Regions from separate parts of the Homo sapiens genome. Here region 1 is linked to region 2. Evidence: read pairs that join two places in POLR2A ChIA-PET (ENCODE). Cell type or tissue: MCF 10A. All regions are shown on one strand. Links, peaks and the distances in the headings refer to the core of each region. The heading gives the core; the rest is flanking DNA.

Evidence for each region. Peaks named below come from ENCODE experiments on the same cell type or tissue, not always from the same donor. Only the 100,000 strongest peaks of a DNase experiment are listed, where the experiment ranks them.
Region 1: POLR2A ChIA-PET joins it to region 2 with 5 read pairs; 8 of 35 experiments call an interaction of 5 or more read pairs at or near these places.

What each region holds. Positions count from the first base shown.
Region 1 is chr1:89,944,820-89,947,739 of GRCh38, forward strand. No RefSeq gene overlaps it. Among named protein-coding and RNA genes, the nearest start is that of ZNF326, 49 kb to the right of the region's middle. In MCF 10A, for the core only: no CTCF peak of the experiment used is centred there; a DNase peak (open chromatin) is centred at 1,262.
Region 2 is chr1:89,888,916-89,891,835 of GRCh38, forward strand. All of the region lies in intron 2 of LRRC8D (leucine rich repeat containing 8 VRAC subunit D), which reads left to right. Among named protein-coding and RNA genes, the nearest start is that of LRRC8D-DT, 69 kb to the left of the region's middle. In MCF 10A, for the core only: no CTCF peak of the experiment used is centred there; a DNase peak (open chromatin) is centred at 1,436.

The sequences.
Region 1 (2,920 bases), core at 144-2,643, 56 kb after region 2:
CATTTAAGCCTGGAAAATAAAGCTATTCAAATGCAAGATTATACAAGAGATAAGGAAATGGACACTGCCCAAGTAAGAACTAATTTTGCCTTTCTCTCAAAAGACAGCAAAGACAAGTCACTGGTGATTTAATATCTCACAGACATCTTTTCATACATGTATTACTTTGTGTATTTTGCTTAGCAAATCAGGGGATTCAGACATTGTAATACCAAGAACCCTCTTGGGTTGCCTATGATTCTTTGTAAGTAAGTTCTCTGAACTTGGGTCAGACCCAGTGACCTACTGGCGAAAGACCTGAAGACAGATTTTCAAATAGCTGCAAGGAACTCTGACTTGGGGTAATTTATTGAGTCTTTGTCTTAGCCTTCTTGGTGTTGCTATAACAGAACACCAAAGACTGGGTAATTTATGAAGAAATTTACTTTTCACAGTTCTGGAGGCTGGGAAGTCCAATATCAAAGTGCCTGCAGCAAGGACCTTCGTGCTGCATCATCCCATGGCAGGAGACAGAAGCGCAAGAGAGCAGGAGAGCCAGGGCAAGAGAAAGAGGGCTAACCTCATCCTTTTATCAGGAGCCCACTACTGCAACAACAGCATTCAACTGTTCATGAGGGCAGAGCTCCCATGACCCAATCACATCTTAAAGTTTCCACCTCTCAACAACGTTGCATTGGGGATTAAGTTTCCAATACATAAACTTTGGGGTACACATTCAAACCACAGCAGTCCTCAATAAGGAATGTTGACTGTTTTCGTTGGGCAGGGAATAAGGAATTTGCTTCTGGGCTGACCAATATTTTGTATCTCTTTTTTGTTAACTTGAAACTTAGACTGGTCATTGGGACTAAAAGTGTTCTACCTTTTTAGTCTATTAAAAAAGATGAAAATTCATCTCTGTGACCACAGATATTAATAGTTGGTCATTTGCGTTCTTCAGAGGATTCATTTGAAATATACTTATGTTCGTAGTTTTAAAATATATGATCCATAAAAGCCCAAGTTTACAGAACAGATGACTAAGGGTATGATTTTCAAAACGAAAATAATCTTTTCTTCTATTCATCAGGGTCAGCTCCTCTAGAACTTAGAAAAAAAATGGTTATATACAATGTTTAGGAAATGAAACCATTGGTCACAGCAAAGCATACTTGCAGCACTTTTAGAATGAGCACTTTAGACAGAATGCTCATTTTAAAAGTACTGTACAGCCAGGTGTAGTGACTCACGCCTGTAATCCTAATGCTTTGGGAGGCCGAGGCAGATGAGTCATTTGAGCCCAGGAGTTTGAGACCAATCTGGGCAACATGGTGAAACCCCATCTCTACAAAAAATAATTTAAGAAACACTAGCTGAGCGCAGTGGTGTGCGCCTGTTGTCCCAGCTACTCAGGAGGCTGAGGTTGGAGGGTTACTTGAGCCCAGGAGGTTGAGGCTGCAATGAGCCAAGATTGCACCACTGCATTCTAGCCTGGGTAACAAAGAGAGACACTATAAGTAAGTCTATGGCATTTTCTGATGGCAGCCTGGGCCTACTAATACAGAAGACATACTGAAGTTTATCTGAAGTTGCAAAGGCAAGCTGGAATGCTGTGATACTGGAGCACAGTAAATGAGGACAGAATTGAAGGACTTGGGGTCAGAGATATAGAGTGGTAAGTAAATTTAAAAACAAACAAAAAACCAAAAAGAAACAATCCATCCAGGCTTGCATTGAGCATCTTTAACCATTCCTCCCTCTCTTTGTCTACTAAGGAAGGATGAAAGAAAGTGCTTAATCACCAGCTCTTTGTCGTTGGAACTGAGAAGCTGCAGAATATAGTGGCTGCTGGAACTGCCTCCTCAAAGGCATGTTACCTAACATGAGCCTTAGCTTCTGCTTCCTCATCTGTGAAATGGGGTTAATGATGATACTTTCCTTGTAGCACAGCTGTGTAGATTAAATGAGTAAACACATATAAAGTTACAAGATAACACAACTCATATAACCTTCCCATTGCAATGTTAACACTTCCAGTTACAATCCACAGTTAGATATAAACAATGATGAGATATAAAGGATTATCTGGGAAACTGTGAGATCTCAACTTTACTTGAAGATTCAGTTCAATCTGTTGCATTTTTAAACCTAGTAACAGACCATGAGGTATGCAGGACTTAAATAGAGCAGACTTTTGCTGTTTTATTATATTAAATATCAACCCTCCACTCCACTAACTCTTTGTTTTAAAAAAAGCCCTTTAGAATTCAGTTGTATCAAAAAAAAAAAAGGTGGGGCGGGGGGGCTGGAAATGGGGAAACTGGGAAAGCAGAATAAGGGGAATGGTCAAGCCAGTCATTTCTTCAAGACATATTAATCGAGCTCTTACTTCGTATAAGCCAGGCAACATGCTAGATTCTGGGGTAAATCAGATGTATTTGATCCCTACCAAGAAATGATTCAATCCATGCTTTGTTTTCTGTTCTTGCCCCTACCCCTTACTCCCTTCCCCCATCTGTTGTCAGGTGCCATTCTGCAGAGGTGCAATTAAGAGTGAGAGTTAGCCTGGCTAACATGGTGAAACCTCGTCTCTACTAAAAATATAAAAATTAGCCAGGCGTGATGGCGTGCACCTGTAATCCCAGCTACTTGGGAGTCCAAGGCAGGAGAATTGTATGAGCCCAGGAGAGGAGGTTGCGGTGAGCTGAGATTGCACCACTGCTCTCTAGCTCGGGTGACAGAATGAGACCCTGTCTCAAAAAAAAAAAAAAAAAAAAAAGTGGGAGTGCATTGCAAAGAATACAACAAGTATCTAGGTTCTCAACTAATTCCAAGATGGTGGCCTTTGGGGACTTGTACTTCTAGTCAGCTACAATCTCTTCTTCCCACCCTTTTATTTTTTTCTCCCTCTTCTCCCTTTCCTTTGTATCCCACAAGTTAA
Region 2 (2,920 bases), core at 310-2,809:
AAATAGACAAATCTGTGCAGAAAAATTCCAAATGATTTATGTAGGTATTCCACTCTCAAAGAAGTGGGTTATAATACTTGTCATTTCCTTAAGTGTGGGCTGTGCATGGTGACTTCCCTCCAAAGAGCAATGTGGGAAGGCAGAGAAACCTGACAAATACTGCTCTAGTCTGGTGAGCAAGGTTAACATCAGTGGTGGTAAGTCAGGCTAGTGTTTATGCTTGATATGATGTGATGAGAATGGCACTTTACTTCTGGGGTCTTACTCCCAGAAACCTATAATTTCAGGCTAATCATGAGAAAAGCATGAGACTAATTCCAGTTGGTGGTCATTCTATAAAATACCTGACCAGTACTCCTCAAAACTGTCAAGGTTATCAAAAACAAGGAAAATCTGAGGAACTCTCTCAACCAAAAGGAACCTAAGGAGATATGAGTAATAAATGTAATATGGTATCCTGGATGGGATCCTGGAACAGAAAAAGAACATTAGGTAAAGACCAAGGAAATCTGCAAAAAGTGTGGGCTTTAGTGGATAATATATTTTTATTGGTCTGTGAATTGTGACTAATGTATGATATTATTAATGGGTGGAGTATATTGTAACTCCTGGCAGTAACTTAAATTTCCTCTAAATCTAAAACTATACTGTTTAAATGTTTGTTTAAAAAAAAAAAAAAAGGCAGCCTGGATGCACTGGCTCATTCCTGTAATCCCCGCACTTTGGGAGGCCGAGGCTGGTGGATCACTTGAAGTCAGGGGTTCGAGACCAGCCTGGCGAACATGGTGAAACCCCGTCTCTACTAAAAATACAAAAATTTAGCCAGCTCTTTTGGTGAGCGCCTGTGGTCCCAGCTACTTGGGAGGCTGAGGTAGGAGGATCGCTTGAGCCTGGGTAGTCGAGGCTGCAGTGAGCCGAGATTGTGCTCCTGCACTTCAGCCTGGGTAATAGAGTGAGACCCTGTCTGAAAAAAAAACATAAAATAAAATAGGCCGGATGCGGTGGCTCATGCCTGTAATCCCAGCACTTTGGGAGGCCGAGGTGGGTGGATCACGAGATCAGGAGATCGAGACCATCCTGGCTAACACAGTGAAACTCCATCTCTAATAAAAATACAAAAAATTAGTTGAGCGTGTTGGCGGGCGCCTGTAGTCCCAGCTACTTGGGAGGCTGAGGCAGGAGAATGCCATGAAACCGGGAGGCGGAGCTTGGCAGTGAGCCAAGATCACGCCACTGCTCTCTAGCCTGGGCGACAGAGCAAGACTCTGTCTCAATAAATAAATAAATAAAATAAAATAAAAGCCTTGAGGATTCCAAAAACATTGTAGGAGAGGGCAGCATACCACACCCTAGGAGCCTGGGGGCCTCCGTGTTACAAAAGTGTTGATTGATGCTCTTGATAATGGAGCTGAGTCATCAAGAACAGGTTCAACTTTGTCCTGAGAACCACTAATTCAGGGATGTTCTCACTACATTTTCCTGGTTACAGCCAACTTTTTGGTATTTATAGCCCCAGGCTTTGTATGCTATATCATTCATTCAGTCTTTTTCCTGACATGGTTTAACCTAGGAGGCTCAATATGTAGAATTCATGTCTGAGTCAGCCTCTCCGTATCCCCTTTATCTCCTGGCAGAATCTCTGGTTCCTGGCTCAGGCACATCCATGTTTTTGATTTTTGATTTTTGGTTTTGGAATTATCTTTTGACTTAAGAAGTCACAAAAATAATACAGAGTTCTCCAGTACCCTTCACTCACCTTCCCTTATGTTAATGCCTTACATACCGTAGAACAATTCTAGAAACCAGGAAATTGGCATTTATACAATACTGTTAACCAATCTAGAAACCTTATGCAAGTTTTGCCAGTTTTCCTACTAATGTCCTTTTTCTAGTCCAGGATCCAATTCAGAATCCCACATAGTACTTAGTCTCCTCCAAGCCATGATGATAGTTCCTCATTCTTTTTTTGTTTTTTATTTTTTTTAGAGACGGAGTCTTGCTGTGTCATCACTCTGGAGTGCAGTGGGGCGATTTCGGCACACTGCAAGCTCCGCCTCCCGGGTTCACACCATTCTGCTGCCTCAGCTTCCTGAGTAGCTGGGACTGCAGGCGCCCACCACCATGCCCAGCTAATTTTTGTATTTTTAGTATAGACGGGGTTTCACCGTGTTAGCCAGGATGGTCTCGATCTCGTGACCTTGTGATCCGCCCGCCTCAGCCTCCCAAAGGGCTGGGATTACAGGCGTGAGCCACCGCGCCTGGCCTCAGTTTTTGTCTTTCATAACATCAACACTTTGGAAGCATACTGGCCAGTTACTTTGTACCTTGTCTATCCATTTGGGTTTTCTGGTATTTTCTCATGATTAGATTGGGGTTATGCATTTTTGGCAAGAGTACCACATAAGTTATGTGTTCTTCCAAGTTCGTCATATCAAGATGCACGTGATGCTGATATGTTTTATTACTGGTGGTGATAACTGTGATCTGTTAGTAAGGATGATGTCTGCCACTCCATTATAGAATTATTGTTTTCTCTTTTGTAATAAATATCTTGTGGAGAGATACTTTGAGACTATGCAGATATCCTGTTTCTCATACTTTTGCTCACTACTTTTAGTGTTTATCAGTGTCTTGTGCCTGCAACAGTTATTGCTGTAATGTTTGCCTAACAGTGATTTTTGTCTTTCCATCATTTCCTCTACATATATTATTTGGAATTCTGCTTTAAGAAAGAGCTGTCAAGGTGCATTCATTTTTAGTAATAATGATAACCACAATAATGTTGATTATAATTATAATGGTACCCAACATTGTTATTATGACTTGCTTTGTGCCTGGCACAGTGCTGAGTTCTTGGTTTCACTTTTATAACACCTTCTTAATTAGCTCATCTGTCTGCAAGAGTTGTATTTCCTGGAGC